Linked DNA regions of Homo sapiens: region 2 is linked to region 1. The links are chromatin loops, found by intact Hi-C in ENCODE. Cell type or tissue: mammary epithelial cell. All regions are shown on one strand. Each heading gives the region's core, and the rest is flanking DNA. Links, peaks and the distances in the headings are about the cores only. Region 1 overlaps UQCC1 (ubiquinol-cytochrome c reductase complex assembly factor 1). Region 2 overlaps CEP250 (centrosomal protein 250).

The links. Hi-C counts contacts between places; a loop is a spot of excess contacts. Peaks named below come from ENCODE experiments on the same cell type or tissue, not always from the same donor. Only the 100,000 strongest peaks of a DNase experiment are listed, where the experiment ranks them.
Region 2: it touches region 1 in a loop (2.7-fold over the local background); 1 of 110 quality-filtered maps calls a loop at or near these places.

The regions. Positions count from the first base shown.
Region 1 is chr20:35,300,893-35,309,014 of GRCh38, forward strand. UQCC1 (ubiquinol-cytochrome c reductase complex assembly factor 1) reads right to left here. Exons shown (of 10, transcript NM_018244.5): 9 at 5,774-5,887; 10 at 1,686-3,177. The coding sequence ends at 3,043. Among named protein-coding and RNA genes, the nearest start is that of FAM83C, 13 kb to the left of the region's middle. RefSeq lists enhancers at 3,410-4,230, 4,522-5,721, 4,814-5,108. In mammary epithelial cell, for the core only: a CTCF peak has its summit at 3,111 (motif pointing right); DNase peaks (open chromatin) are centred at 2,019, 2,109, 3,109, 4,999 and 1 weaker place; H3K27ac peaks cover 4,000 bases.
Region 2 is chr20:35,507,941-35,516,062 of GRCh38, forward strand. CEP250 (centrosomal protein 250) reads left to right here. Exons shown (of 35, transcript NM_007186.6): 32 at 95-250; 33 at 1,003-1,104; 34 at 2,058-2,114; 35 at 3,423-8,122. The coding sequence ends at 3,686. Among named protein-coding and RNA genes, the nearest start is that of C20orf173, 18 kb to the right of the region's middle. In mammary epithelial cell, for the core only: a CTCF peak has its summit at 4,067; no DNase peak of the experiment used is centred there.

The DNA of each region.
Region 1 (8,122 bases), core at 1,348-5,347:
CTTTTTCCCTCCCAATACCTGGATCTGATCTTTCAAACTTTAAGGATTTTTTTTTTTTTGAGACAGGGTCTCACTCTGTTGCCCAGGCTGGAGTGTGGTGGCATGATCTCAGCTCACTGCAACCCCCACCTCCTGGGCTCAGGTGATCCTCCTACCTCAGTCTCCTGAGTAGCTGGGACTACAGGCTCATGTCACCACACCCAGCTAACTTTTTGTAGAGACAGGGTCTCACTGTATTGCCCAGGCTGGTCTTGAACTCCTGGACTCAACCAATCCGCCCACTTCGGCCTCCCAAAGTGTTAGGATTACAGGCATGAGCCACTGCACCCAGCCTACAATTTTATTACAAACTGTGTCTCTTAATCTGCTGTGATCTTTTCTGGAAGAATACAGAATACAAATATTAATAAATGACAAAATCATTCCTACAGAGCAGTCTCCCTGAAGGCAAGAAATTGTGTCCTTCACTTGTTTTGTACAATAATGAGTTACACTAGAAAAGCATTTAGCTATGGAAAGAACTTTCCATTTTGGTTCCTATGCTAAGACCAAAGGGAGTGCTCAATATTAAGTCGCTAAAATAAGTGAAACTGTATGGGTCACACTGAGAATGGTCCAGAAGGGGGCTTTTTGGTTGGGGTTGTATTGATAACACTTGGTGATTTAGTCACACATTCATTCTTTCATTTATCCAAGTATACACTGATGCTGATCATGAATCAGGCATTTGGCTGAGCACTGGAAAAACAACAGTGACCAACACAAACACAGTGTCCACTCCACGCTGAGGCAGCTCACAGTACAGTGTAGGAGGTGGGTAAAAAAATCATTTTAACATGGTAAGGTAAGTGTTACCAGGGCTAGGTGTGGAGGCTTATGCCTATAATCCTAGCACTTTGGGAGGGCAAGGTGGGAGGATCAACATAGTGAGAAACTGTCTCTACATAAATAAAAAGGTAAGTGCTCCAGAGCAGAGAACCACGTGGGGAGCAGCACGGATATCGTGACTGTACCTGGAGGGGACAGGAGAGGGAGGGACAAAGGTTCTAGGTAGAGGACACATAGCATGATCTCTCCAGGTAACCCCAAGAGGTTCAGTGTGCTCAGAGAAGAGATGGGTAGACTCATAAAAACAGGAATGGAGGCAGTGGCCAAACCAAGAATAAGGGTAGCCTCCAAGGAACCTGGAATAGATCTTAAGGGGAGGGGGATTGGCAGAGTCAGGGAAAGGTGCTGATGGCCAAGAAGTGAGGGCTCACCAACATCAGACACGATAGATCCAATCTGGCTCCTTCAAAGGCAGCTCCATACTGCAAGTTGCTGTGTTGCACGACGACAAACTCCTGAGCAGACAGGACTAGCTCTGTAGGCAGGGACCATCAGATGCTGGAGGGACTCACCCAGGGCCTGCATGAACACTGGCTGACTGGGATGCTAAGAAGGGGAGTCAGGTTCTGGACCAGGGCTGGACCAAATGACCTTTCAAGTTCCTTCCAAATCTGAGCTTCCAGGATTCTAAAGCAAGCCCGGTAGCTGAACTGGTGCCATGAGCTGGGATCTGTGGCTGGGGAGCTACCCTGGGCAGCAAATGGGTTAAAGCTCAAATAACTTTTATATATGAATTAATGTGTAGAGTTGGGAGCCAAAATCTGTTCCATTAATTTTTCCATCCATTCCAGGAGCAGTTAGGTACACACAGTAAAGTTTATTTTGGTGCATGGTATACTTCACTCCATTAAAAATAAATTAATCAGCAAATTCCTGCCTGGCTCAGCTCTGGTTTATGTAAATAGTGCCCAGCTGTAATGAGTTACAAGGTGTTATTATCTCACACACACACAGGAGGCTTCACTCTAGAGCTCCGCTCGCAACAAAAGCATCTTAAATAAACTGAGAGAAGCGGTTTGATTTGTAATGTTTTCACAGAAGTGGGATATACCTCACCCATATAGAGTTTCTTTATATGACTCATTTTATAGCAAGTTAAATGAAGGAAGTTTGATGGGGGAGGGAGGGGCAATATGGTTCCCCACCCCCTTTCTTCACTTTAAGAAAATCCCCCAAGAGATGACCCGCACTGAGGGAGGAGGGGCTGGTCCTCAGGTGCTCAGACCAAGGTGGCTCTGCAGCACGTGCTTCAGAAGTTGGGAAGGGGGACCAAAGCTGGGCACAGGTCTGGGTCTGCTACAACTAAGCCAGGAGGAATGTTCTCTTCTCCCCAGTATCTCATGAAAGGGGAGGCCAAGACAGGAGACAGCATGTTCCTCATTCAGTTCACTGGGAGTGACAAAGGTGACTTTGTTCTCAAGGCCTCCTTCCAAATGACTTAGGATGTGAAAGCCCTTGGTCATCAGAGGCCTCCTGGGTCCCAGACGACAGGCCTGGCTGGCTGTATCTTGGCCTGAACAGAGACACATCTCCATGAACTAGAGGCAAGAGCAGCAGAGACCATCCCAGCCTCTTCCCTTTCTCCGTCTCTAACTGAGCTGCGCGGTGCCCTCATTACTGCGTCCACCATCTCAGGCAAGTTTCTAAGTCCCTGGAATAAAGAAGGGCCATGGCAGAGAGAAGTCTCTGTTTCTTTTAATGGCCAACTCAACCCCATGGCTGAAAGCCGAGGGACAACGCGTGGTCACCGACCGGACTCGGCAGCATTACAATCTGCTCCTAGGCCACAGCAGGCCCTGGGGGGTTTCCCTTTTGAACCTACACCATCCCTTCCTTGGCCTTTGGGAAAAGCTATCAGTCACATGTAGTTGCTGGAGGGGGTTGGGGAGTGTGTGCTGGGGGACTCTCACTCGGGGCTTCCCCTAAGGGAGAGGACACCCCGGGAGAGCTAGGGGTTCTCCCAGCCCTGTACCCCAGCAGATCAGACTCCTGGGCACACTAAGAGGAAACTCAACACAAATGGGGCCAGGTATTTGACAGATGCTGTTCAGAGGTCAGTTCAGGCCACTTTCTGCAGGGTCCTGGACCAACAGGCACTTCTCTCCTGGAGGTTCCTCGAAGCCAGCTGGCGGGCCGTGCGGAGGGCCCAGCCCATCAAAGTCCCTCGTCGTTGTAAGTCGGAGAATGGGGCTTCAGGATGCTCTGAGGATTCTTCTCCACTAGAGGGCGCCAGCTCACCTCCCCTGTCAGAAGCAGATCCTCCCCGTTCATGGAGTCCAGGTACTGTATCTGCAACCAGGGGAGGGGGAAGGAGGAAGCGACAGAGGCAGGGCAGAGGTGAGGAGCCAGCGTCAGGAACCAGCCTCCCAGAGGAGAGGAAGGAAGGGGACGGGGCATGAGGGGGGCTTCTGACCATCCCAGGTCCCAGACCAAGCCGTCCCAGGCCAAGCCGTCTCTGATCTCCTAGATAATTTCACTAAGGTGGTTCAGAGAAAGCAGTCACTGGGGAGCTGGGTGGCGGGGGCAGTTAGGGAATTCCCTATCACACCTCTGAATGGAGACAGACACACACCTCCCAAGGACACGTCTCCCCTACACGCCCTCCCTAGACAGCTCCTGCAGGCCAGGAAGTCAGGGCTTGCAGCGCACACAGCCATGCTGTCCACCCCAGCACTGCTGGGTGAGAGTCCTGATTCTGTCCCTTCCCAGTGCTGCTACCCAGGGTGGCAGCTTCCCCTCTCTGAGATTTAAGTTCCCTTGTCTTGAGAGAGGGGATAGAAACAGGTACCTCACAGGACACATGAAGAGATTCAACAATATGCATATATGCAGTGCTAGGCACTCACGCTTTAAACATATGTATGCCTCTGTTGTCCTCTAGTGGGCCCCTGGTCAGTGGGCCCCAGTATCACCTCTCTAGGACAGTAGGGGCAGACAGCTCTGCCATTAAAATGGTCATCATCCAGAGAAGCCACTGCTGCAGGGCCAGGAGACTTCATCTTAGGCTTTAGGTCATTCCCCCTTCCAAGAATCCACCACTCTGGTTGCTTCCGCTTCCAGCTGCTGACGCTTGAACTCAACCCCAGCCTCTCGCACGTGTCTTGGCTCTGGATTCCCACCTGCCCTGCCATCTCTTCCCTAAAGCCCACTCCTCCCTTACAGTGACTCCATTTCTGCCCCCAGTGCCACCCCTCTGCCCACCTCCTGGGTTGAAAATCTCAACAGAACCTCTGGTTGGCTCTTGGGCCATCGGCCACACCAAACAGTCTGCTCAAGGCCCAGCTCCTGCTCTTCCTTTCCCGGCCTTCAGCACTCTGCCCTCCCTGTATCACATAACAGGCTGGCTTACTCCAGGGTTAGCCGTGTGCCTGGGCTTCCTCACCAAACCATGAGCTGGCTCCTCGAGGGCAGGACTGGGTCTTATTAATCGTTGCTTTCCCAAGAGTACATGGAGCAGCAGGTGCTCAAAAGGTTTGCTGATAGAACTGGGTCCCCACCAAAGCTCCCTGCTTTCCCAAGAACCCCTTCACGGTTTTTCCACTGCCTCTCACTGGGGCCACATGGGACCTCTTGTAGGGACAATGGTTGTGGCAGCCCCTTCCTAGAGGGCCCTCGGAGAAGTCCCAGTGTGTCTTGTTGGGGCTTCTGGCACAAGCCCACCATGGCAGATGGAAATGTTGGGCAGGTCTCTCAGAAAACACAGCATTTGCTTTGCGAATTGCTACTCCCGTCTGAGGGTGAGTCCAGTCAACAGAGTATCAGAATTCTCTGTGAGTGGGGCCCTCTGGCCATGCCGTGCCCTCTCCCTGGCTCTAGCAGATTTGAAGAGTGGTCAAACAGAAGTCCTGGCTCCTGGGATTCTCTACCCTGTGGGTCTGCAGAGCCCCAGTATGTGGTTTTTCCAGCAGTTAACAAGCTAGTCCTATGGGCCCTGTCTTCTCAAGAGCTGAAGTCCAGCCTTGCCTTTCCTGGTTGTTGAAGACCATGAATACAAGTGAACAAGAGAGTAACTGTGGCGTGACACCCCTTCAGCTCCAGGGGCCAGGCCATGAAGCAAAGGTGTGACTCATGGCACAGCCTGAGCTGTCTGAGGCAGCTGAGGCCTCAGTGGTCACATGAATCACACAGCTTGGGGCCCTAGGGCAGCTGTGCAGGCTGACTCACTGGGAGGCCCTGGAAGAGCCTCTATGTCCTCTTCGCTGCCAGTCAGCTCACTCATCTATCAAGTATGAGTTTCCCATCAATACAGGATCTGAGGGCAGGGAGGTCAAGGAATTAATTCCCCGGGGCTTGAGGACAGCTATGTGGGTAAGCAGCCCCCACTGCGGAGCTTTCTCGTAGAAGCTTTGATGTCGGGGAGCCCTGGGGAGCCAGAGGGGTGAGAAACTGAAGTGGGGGGACTCTACTTGACTGTGGAGAGCATCTAGCAGGAAGAGGCTGTCTGTGAAATGCTGCCTGCTGCCCAGTTTTGCTGGAAGTCAGGAGCAGGAAACAAATCCAAGTGGGTAGAGAAGGGGTCCACAGTGGGCAGCTGCTACTACACCACGTGCTCATATCTGCCAGGACTCTGTGGGCCCAGCTGCTAGCATAGCACTGGGCGCACAGTAGGCAATGAGGTGCACAGTGAATGAATGACTCAAAGTTCCTGAGGGCAGGAGACTACTCGATGCCTCTTTCTCTCTCTCTTCCCATTTCCCGCTCCCTGGCCCAGTTCATGGTTGGACATACAGAAGGCGCTCCTTCTTCAGCGTCTAGTGCTGATGTGATCTGGTCAGAATTCTCTCAGGCTGGTCCTTGGTAACTCCACCTCTCATGATCCCCTGAAAGCCCAAGAGGAGGACCCACTGTTGCCAGGACTTGGGAGGGGAGGGAAAGGGTCACTCACCTGTTTCCTCACATACTCTACCAGCAATTCAAGATGTCGAGGGTCTTCACATTTCCGGTTGAAGAAGGTTCTCCAGAGGGCAGCGGCCAGCCCATGATCATCTGAAAGGATCCCCTGGAACATACAGCACAGCAGTGGTCTCCTGAGGGATCCACAGAGCCAGGACACAGACGGTGGGGATACTATGAACATGCTAGCAACCATGGAATCAGCTCAGAAGGGCCCTCCACGCACAAGAGGAAAATGGGGCAGTCACACAGTAGAGGTGGAAGGGGTCTTACAAGGGTATCTGGCCCAATCCCTTCATTTTATTACATACAGAGGGAGAACAGGGGGTCCAGAGGGGCCAAGCCACCAGTTAGGTGATGCAGAGCTGGGACTCAGGCAGTACTCCGTACTGCGCCTGGCCCAGGCAACACTTGAGAGGCTGAGAAGAGAAACAGTAGCAGCAATGCTCCCCCTGCTGTCCATAGCAGCAATGCTCCCCCTGCTGTCCACAGGGCACGGGCTGGGAATATTGTGAATGTATGTTTCTCCCAGGAATGGAGGTGGGCATGGACTGTGCCTTCTTGCTTGGTCCAAGGACCAAGGCAAGGCAACTGGTCCTTGGGGGAAGGGAGCCAGCTACCTTGTCTTCACTCTTACCCAACTCTGGGCCCAGCCTCTCCCTAAGTAGGGGAACAGGATGTTCAGCAGGATTGCTGGGGCCACAGAGGGCCAGGCTCAGAGCTTGCATGTGTGTGTGTGCCTAACGCTGCCTCTTTTGGCAGAGGAGACTTCTGTTGGGAAGCTTAAAGATTACAGAGCAAAATAAGAGCCCCAGCCACCAGCTAAGGACATTTTCTAGCTTGGACCTCTAGAGGAGGGAGGGCTGAGAGTCTTGCTTCCTGGGGTGAAGGTGGCTGATGGAACAGGCCCTGAGAAGTTGCTCTGTCCAGGTGCCAAGGTAGTGTGTGGAATCGATGTGCTGACTTGGAGTTAGAAGGGAGATCAAGTCCTAATTCCACCTCTGCCAAGATCAGTGATGGTGGCAGCTGACTAAACCAAAGTCTCAATCTTCTACTTCTTCAAAACAGATGAAGTTACCTGCTCTACTTATAGCATTCTTGAACTATTTGTTAAGTGTAATCTGTTGGATACAAAGATTAGGAGCATGCTTTGGCAGACAGCGGGGATACAGTCAAAACCGTGGGGTCTGGGAGCCAGAGCACAGAGTTCGAATGCCAGCTGTGTCACTTGATGGCCATGCGGCCTTTAAGAAGCTATTAGCCATTCCTGAGCCTCAGTTTTTCATGAGTCAAACAAGCCTAATAATACCTATCCCACAGAGTTGCTGTGAGAATTAAGAGATACTGGCCATGAATGGCTCTGTAAGTGGTAAACATTACCCAAAGACCCAGGATCACTTTATTCGACATTTTATTGTGGTCTGTCCTCTTGGGCATTGTGGTATGTGAGGTCTGGCTCCAGGCCTGCTGCCAACAAGGGCCATGTCCAGTATGGGGTGCTGACAGTTTGGTAGAAAAACATTCCACCTGTTCCAAATGCTCTCTGATAAACCCTCCTTACGGTTCCACAGCTTAGGACTGTCCTGGCACAATGGCTGAGTCAGGAAAACTGGCTTTTTCTGGCACATGGGGACAGGAGCAGAGGACAAGCTCAGGCACATCACCCTTCTGCAAACGATTTGCTAGCACAACAGCGTGCCTGTGTCTGCTGTGCCTGGGCACATGCCAGAGCGCTGCTGGCAGCAACCCACATGTGCTGTGCAGAAAGGAATGGGATTGGGAGCGCGTGTTATGGGGACCTGGAGAATGGGCAGAGCCCAGGATGGGAAAACAGGCAACTTTAGCAGCGGGTGAGATGGCTGGGAAGGGGCAAATTCATAATCAGGAATTCCTGAGCCATCAGAAGGAAAAGGATGACTCAGGACCCACTAATAGTGAGAACAACCCAACTGTTTCAGACTGTTAGGGTTCCCTCACACGCCTAGCTCCTAATGATTATGTTTGCCAAGTAGAATAGATATTATATTCCCATTTGCTTTGCTTTGTTTTGTTTTGTTTTGAGATGAAGTCTCACTCTGTCACCCAGGCTGAAGTGCAGTGGCATGATCTTGGCTCAATGCAACCTCTGCCTCCCAAGTTCAAGTGATTCTCTTGCCTCAGCCTCCCAAGTAGCTGGGACTACGGGCATGTGCCATCACACCCGGCTAATTTTTTGTATTTTTAGTAGAGACAGGGTTTCACCATGTTGGCCAGGGTGGTCTCGAACTCCTGACCTCAAGTGATCTGCCTGCTTCGGCCTCCCAAGTGCTGGGATTACAGGCGTGAGCCACCGCACCTGGCC
Region 2 (8,122 bases), core at 2,517-6,516, 210 kb after region 1:
AGCTTAAACCTGCCAGATTGGTCTGTGTGTCCTCTGTCTGTTCCCTACCTGTCTTAGGGGCTGCCCAGGTGAGATTCACAGGTCTTTCCCACAGGTCTCAGGAGTGGAGGCTGAGCCTAGTCCTGATGGAATGGAGAAGCAGTCATGGAGACAAAGGCTTGAACACCTGCAGCAAGCAGTGGCCCGGCTGGAGATTGACAGGAGCAGGCTGCAGCGCCACAATGTCCAGCTGCGGAGTACCTTGGAGCAGGTGACCCCTCTTCTTGTCCAGTGGGCATGCATCTCCACTTCTCGTGTGGTCCCTAGAGCATAGGCTCAGTAAATTACAGCCTGTGGGCCAAATCCAGCCTGCTGCCTGTTTCTGAAAATTAAGTTTGTTTTTTTTTTTCCCGAGACAGAGTCTTGCTCTGTCTCCTAGAGCTGGAGTGGAATGGTACGATCTCCGCTCACTGCAACCTCCACCTCCCGGGTTCAAGCAATCCTCCTGCCCCAGCCTCCTGAATAGCTGGGATTACAGGCATGCACCACCATGCCTGGCTAATTGTTGTATTTTTAGTAGAGATGGTGTTTCACTATGTTGGCCAGGCTGGTCTTGAACTCCTGACCTTGTGATCCGCCTGCCTCAGCTTTCCAAAGTGCTGGGATTACAGGTGTGAGCCACCACGCCCAGCCCTGAAAATTAAGTTTTATTGGAATACAGCCATGCATTGTTTATGGCTGCTTCCCTGCTATGCCCCACAAAGCCTACAGTACTTACTGCAGGAGAACTTTGCTGGCCTTTGCTCCAGAGGTCTGAGAGGCTGGCCCTGCCTCTTCTGCTTCAGGAGCACTTCTTTGCACTGAGGCCTGCCCTAGCTGTGCCTTCCTCAGCCAGGAGTTCTCTTCCCATGGTTACTGTCCCCTCATATACCTGCACAGGCACTGGCCACCTCTGGAGAAAGGCAGCTCTGCTCCAACCACAGAGCCAAGCCGAGCCCTGATTTCTTATTTGCACCTTGGCAGGTGGAGCGAGAACGGAGGAAGCTGAAGAGGGAGGCCATGCGTGCGGCCCAGGCAGGGTCCCTAGAGATCAGCAAGGCCACGGCTTCTTCACCCACACAGCAGGTTTACTCATTTTCCTCAGCTGCAGCCTTAGAGAGCCCAACCCCAGCCACCAGAAACTCAGCCCTCCTCATTGCATATCCCGGGCCAACAGCACTTCAGCTAGTCCAGAGAGCCCCTCCTGACTGCATTCTGCCCTGCTCGGCACAGCTCAGTCTGTCCCTGCCCTGAGAAGGAGGCCCAACATTGGGGTGGGGGTTGGGGTGGCTAGTGGCCCTGCCTTCTGAGGGACTTAGATCTGTGTACTCCCAGACCAGTGCCACAGGCTGGCCCGGGAGTGGGGCTCATGGGGCTCTGCTTAGGATCCCTGGTGTATGGGGGTTGTGTGGTGCTTGCCAGCTCCTGAGGAGCCTAGGAGCTTGATCACAGCTTGATCTCTTAGACCTTTTTACAATGTTGAGTTTATAGGCTTAGGGTCCATGGTCTTTCCTGGAGCCAGTGTCCCTTTTTTGGGTAAGAGGCTTGGGGAAGACTCCCCAAACTACTCGTCTAGGTGAGGTATCCCTGCCAACAGACACAGGCTTGCAGCCTGACAGGGAGGCGCTGTTTATGGTGGCTGAGCACTAGATCTCCATCCCTTGTCCTTTATTGAAAGTTCTCAAGGGCAGGCACCGTGTCTTCCTCTCTGCATCCTTAGCTCACAGCCCAGGGCTAGCACAAAGCAGATACATGGTGTACTTCTGTTAAATTAAAACATGCCTCAGAGAAGCAAATGCCATCCAGGCCTTTTGGATGTTTTGTGTCAGGTCTCCATGGCGTTGCCCATTATGCTGGTGTGGGGCCTCTCCTTGCTGCAGGGCCTGCTGCCCCATAGACGTCCAGTCTGAGTTCAGATGCTTCTGGCCCATAGCCCTTGCCCAGGCCCCTAAGATTGTGATGAGGTTCTGCAAGGAAACTTGCAGAAACCCCAGAGTGGGAAGGCCTATGCCAACAAGAGTGCTGTTTGTCTTCCTTAGGATGGGAGAGGACAGAAGAACTCAGATGCCAAGTGTGTGGCTGAACTGCAGAAAGAGGTATGTTCTGGATTTTCTAAGCCCATATTCCCTCCCTTGCACTCAGGCCCTTTGTGCACCTCCAGCAGGGAGAGGGGAAGTTCCTCCCTTCAGAGAACTTCAGTCTCCATGGGAGGCAAAAATAGTCCCAGTCCCAACCCCATCTCTCATATGCCTAGGGTGGGAGTGGGGAAGAAAGCATGATCCTGGCCCCCGACTTCCAAATCCATACTTAGAAAGGGAAAGGAATAGGAAGAGGGCTGAGGAGCAGGCAGAAGATTCTAGGAGGACAGGTGGGAGCAAGGGAAGCCATCCTGGCCTCCCTGCCCTCAGAGGTGCCCTCGCAGCCAAGACTGTTGCCAGTGCCCCAGACAGAGGAGCCAGGCACCAGCACAAGCTCCAGGCCACACAGCTCAGCACAAGCTCCAGGCCACACAGCTCAGCTCAAGCCGCCACTCGCAGAGAAGTGACTTGAAGAGCCTTCCTGCCTCTTAGGCCTCAACTAAAAGTCCACTCTCCCTTTCAAGTTGCAGGAATCATAAGTGTTACCTTTTTATTTCTGAGCCTATTTCAGAAATCAGTAGTCACTACTGGCAGGGCCTGACTCTGTAGCTAGACCTAAGCTATTACTTTGAATTCTATTAAACTCAGAATGTTTTTCTATTTTATTAAAAAGTCAAAGCAGGTGCAGTAGCTCACACCTGAAATCCCAGCACTTTCGGAGGCCAAGGTGGGCGGATCGCTTGAGGTCAGGAGTTTGAAACCAGCCTGGCCAACATGACGAAACCCTGTCTGTACTAAAAATACAAAAATTAGCTGGACGTGGTGGTGCACACCTGTAATCGTAGCTACTCAGGAGGCTGACACACAGGAATCACTTGAACCCGATGGGGTGGAGGTTGCAGTAAGCCAAAATTGCATCACTGCACTCTAGCCTGGGCAACAGAGCAAGACTCTGTCTCAAAAAAAAAAGTCAGATAGTGGTTATACTTGAGTATATATTGTTATCAGCCTCATCAAAATGTACATTTAAAACTGGGCATTTTTCACATGTAAATTATCTTTCAGTGAAGTTGATGAATAGCTTTGTGGTTTTCAAGCGCGCTATTTGAGTCACATGTGCAGCCAGGATTGAGAATCACTGGATTCTAGAATTCCTAAGGGCCCTTCCTCTAAACTCTCTACAGCCTGTTTCTGAGATTCGTGTATGTGGTAGAGTTGATTCAGATGATCAGCCAACGAGCTTCAGAGAACACAGAGCAGGAAGAGCTGGGACAACTTCAGGGCCCTCAGCTGCTCTCGCTTTTTTTTTTTTTTCCTGCCCACCAGGTGGTCCTGCTGCAAGCTCAGCTGACTTTGGAGCGGAAGCAGAAGCAGGACTACATCACCCGCTCAGCACAGACCAGCCGTGAGCTAGCAGGCCTGCACCACAGCCTCTCACACTCACTTCTTGCCGTGGCCCAGGCCCCTGAGGCCACTGTCCTGGAGGCAGAGACCCGCAGGCTGGATGAGTCCCTGACTCAAAGTCTGACATCCCCAGGGCCAGTCCTGCTACACCCCAGCCCCAGCACTACCCAAGCCGCCTCCAGGTAGCAGCCACAGCCAGGAGCACACAGACAGAAGACTGTGTCATGGGTCATGGCCCCTCCGCACACCTACAGGTTTGCCAAAGGAAAAGCCTGGCTCTGTTAGGCACCCAGGAGCCCCAGGTCGGCGGGTGTTCCCAGGAAGAGGAAGTAAATCTGCAACCCTGGGGAGGACCCCAACTCACCTGGGAATGAGGCAAATTGCATTTGCTTGCTCCCTATGGAATCACCCAGAGGGGTGCCTTGCCCTGGCTGAGGGACATGTACTGCCTCTCATCTAGAATTTATTTTCCTAGCACTTCACCACCTCCTTCATCTTCTCCTTCAACAATAAACCCTGGGATCTTTGCATTCATTTTCTGCTGCTGTCTCCACTTGTGCAGCTGGGTGGCAGCACCACATCAAGGGAGTTTATCTGGGAAGAACTTGCCAAAGATTCCTGTTGAGGTAGCATGCATTTATTGTACACCATGCACTGTGATAGGGAAGGGTTACAGAGAACACACAAGACAAAGCCCCTGTCCACAGACAGCCTACAGTCCAGTTGATGAGAACAGGCTAACACTCATTTATGAGTCAGAGGCAATTCTGTGTACTGACTAGAAGAACTGTAGAAATTCCAGGGGCTGAGGAAGGGAGGCACGAACTGGCCCTTGAAAGATGGAGTGGGGTTGGAGGTGTTGCCAAGCACACAGTGAGAAGACTGGTCTGACTGTGGCAGGGGGTTGGGGCTGAGCTTGGGTGGGTTGAGCGGGGAGATTTTGGAGGGTTAAAAGAAGTTCTGGGGCCTCAAAAACACAGCGTTGACCTTTAGCTAAAGTCAGAGTCTCTGAGTTCAGAAGCTCCACATGGCCTCATTCCTCTTCTACTCTGGGTGAATGTCCTTGAGATGTCGCTTCCTGGGCATATCAGCTGGAACTGATCTGGTCGCCTGTAGTCCAACCATGTGTCAAGCCAATCAGAAGGATGGACTATGGCGGAACTTCTCACCCATGGACTGGTCCTAGTGGAGGCTGGACAGAACCCAGCTCACAGGCTTAAGACCTATTGCTGGCAACCTCCTCAAAGCCTAAAAATTGTTTAATTTTTTTAAGAGACAGGGTTTTGTCCTGTCTTCCAAGCTGGAGTGCAGTGGCACAATCACATCTTACTGCAGCCTGAAACTCCTGGGCTCAAGTGATCCTCCCACCTCAACCTCTCAAAGTGCTGGGATTACCGGTGTGAGCCACCATGCCCAACCAGAACAGTTTTCCTTAAAGAAGCAGGCCATTACCTTCCTCTGGCACTCCCACCATAATCTGGAATTCCTCTTTACTAAGCCTGGGGATGGAACTGAGACCTAGCCAAGAATCTGGGAGGGGTAAGAGCAGCACCCACTCACCCAGACCTCCTAATTTGGGGCTCAGCCCCATTATGTCTCATTGCACCACACAGAGTGGAAATGGGGCTGTTCACAGCGACTAGAGCTTTGTTCCAGAAACCTACACATGCAGCTCAGCAACAGATGCTTAGTGAAAACTTCTGAAACCCCAGAAACAGATCTGGGGCCCCAGAAATGCTGTCCTGGTCCCTATTTCCAGTCAGATTCCCTGTAGCTTAAAATCCTTACCTGGCTTTTAGGCCATTTATTTCTTTTTCCTTTTTTTTTTTTTGAGACAGAGTTTTGCTCTTGTTGCCCAGGCTGGAGTGCAGTGACGTAATCTCGGCTCACCAGTGGCAACATCCACCTCCTGGGTTCAAGCAATTCTCCTGCCTCGGCCTCCTGTGTATCTGGGATTATAGACACGTGCCACCATGCCCGGCTAATTTTGTATTTTTAGTAGAGACAGGGTTTCTCCATGTTGATCAGGCTGGTCTCGAACTCCCGACCTCAGGTGATCCACCCACCTCGGCCTCCCAAAATGTTGGGATTACGGGCATGAGCCACCGCGCCCGGCCCTTTAGGCCATTTTTATGCTAGGAGTTGTCAGAGACAAGACTTCTCTTGGTTGTTCACTTGTTACATCCTCCAGCCCTGGTTCTCAGGCTCGGGCTGACAGAGGGTCCCTGTTTTTTACCTTAGAGTTTCTTCTCAGCATCATTTTCTGTAGGTCATGAGCCAGGGCCTTAGGCCCCACATACCTTCTGGGCCTCAGAGAGGTTCCAGCAGCTGAAAGACATCTTAGAGGCTGCCAAGCAGGGTCTTTATTCAGGACTAGACTAATCTGTATTTGCTCTTCTCTTTCCATCCAACCCTCAAGAGCCCCCCAGCTCCATTATAGACCTCGGCCTAGGGTCTCCCCTCCCCACCAGATATTCAGAGCAGGGCTGGCCTTCAGTTCAAGTGTAGACTGTGCTCTTGCCCTCACACTCGAGCTTGTGGATGATCTTCCACTCCGGCTTTCTAAAGTACACTTTCCTTGCCCAGTAGCAGGATTGCCTCTGTGGAGTGTCCCACCAATAATGGTGACAACTGCTGTTTTCATCAGCTCCAGACCCAAAGAGACCTGAAGTGGGGAAGTGTGAAGGAAGGAATATGTGTCATCCAGGGGGGACCCAACTTTGCCTAAGGGCATGAGGCCGGAGCCTCCTTTCCTGACCTTGTCACATGTGGCAGGGTATAACCAGAATGGTGAATCCAGCAGACGGGAGGAGTCCCTGGCAGTCCAGCCAGTTCTCGTGGATGTACTTGAGGAAGGTGCAATTGGCCACCAGAACATGCAGGAGTAGAGGTTAGAGCTCAGCCACAGAGATTATCTTCTTGCAGAAAACTTTTTTCCCCCTTCCTAATCTTGTCTGCTTTGATAGAAGCTGGTACTGGCTGGAAAGGCCTGAAAGCAGGAGGGGACAAGAGTCGTCAGAGGCTGGGCAATGTTCTTGTTTCCGGGGAGTGCTGAGGTCCGGCGGGTGCTGCCCCTGTTCTCTCAAGGATCCCACGTGCTTTGTGTGTTAGAGCAGTGACCATCACCTCCCAACCCAAGGACCTTTGCTGCTCTGCTTCCCACATGGGACTGCCAGCACCCTGAAGGCAGAAAAACTGAATGTACCCGTTAAAGGAGGAGAAGCTGGTGGTGTATGTTGAGATAAGGAGGGTGGGGAGTGTACAGTTACAGGCTGCACAGGGAGGGCAAGATCAATGTTGACACCAAAGTGCCAAAGGCTGTCTGCGCCAGGTCTGGGGCCCCCACTGGTCATACCGCCTGATAAAACCATTGCAGTCCACACTAGGTCTGGAGGCTTCGACACCCACAGCATGTGGGTGTTCTCATGCAGGCCATGAGTATTCGGGGTGCTTTAAGTGCAGGGGAGTTCTGTTGTCCACGTTATTCTTAAAGCCCAGAATAGGCCCTGTTTTATTCTACAGAGATAGGAAGGCACTGGGGCTCACAGAGTGGTGCTGCTTCCCACCCTCACCCTTCTGCCCCCACCTGAGCACAGTGTGGTGCTCAGTGATGGTTATCCTATATTCCAAATACGCATGGCCCAGGACTGGCAGAGTCGGAGCTCGGGGTCTAGCTGTGACCTGGGGATCGGTTGGAGTAGCTTCTTGACCAGCCGGAATTGGGTTAGGTGTCCTAGCATTGGTGCCTATGGAGAAGAACACAGACTGTTTATCACTCACCCCTGGTTCCAGTACCAAGGAAAGGCTGGAGCCATTGCAACTGGAGGCCCAGCGGAGGAAGGGATCAAGAAGAGGATGCAGCCCAGAGCCCAGGACCGAGCATCCACCGGCCTCTGGAGATGGCGTGGTCTCCAGTTGCATCGGGGCTTCAGGGCCCATCTGAAGTGCTGATCAAACCAGGCAGACACACCATGCTGGTGAAGGCAGGCTTTGTAGATGCGGGGCTGAATTGAGCAGCCACAGAACCTCTGCAGCTCTGGGGCCAGTGGCAGAACTTCTAGAAGTACCTGTGGGGTGGGAAACCCCAGCCACAAAAGCAGTGAGCTGACTTCCAGGCCTGAGGCTTTGCCTGCAGGCCTCATCTCAGCCCATGGGACAGATTCCTGGTTTTTTTAGTTTGGCCTTGGGGTAGATGATACCTTCAGCTGTCCACCCTGCAATACCTCACCTCCTGCCTTCTGACCCAGTACTCTGCAGAGCGGGGGAATGGGGCCAGGGGACAGGGGCAGGGAAGAGGAAGAAGCAAGAGCTGCCAGTGTGCTCCAAACCAAGAGAGCCCTCCACATGATTCTGGGCACAGCTGAGGAGGAGTGCAAGCTCAACTCTGCTCACCACACTTAAGAAGCAGGCAAGGGAGGATGAAGGGCAAAAACATGGGGTCCTGAGGCCCTTTTACTCCCTCTACCCTGCTGGAGGTGAGGATGAGAGGTGAGACTTCGTTGGACTGTGCTCCTGGCCAGTTGATCTCACCCAACTCATTACATCAGTAGCCTGGTCACAGGGTGGACACTCTGACCTCTTCTTAGCCTTTCATTGGCAATACTACCAGCTCTATATATGCC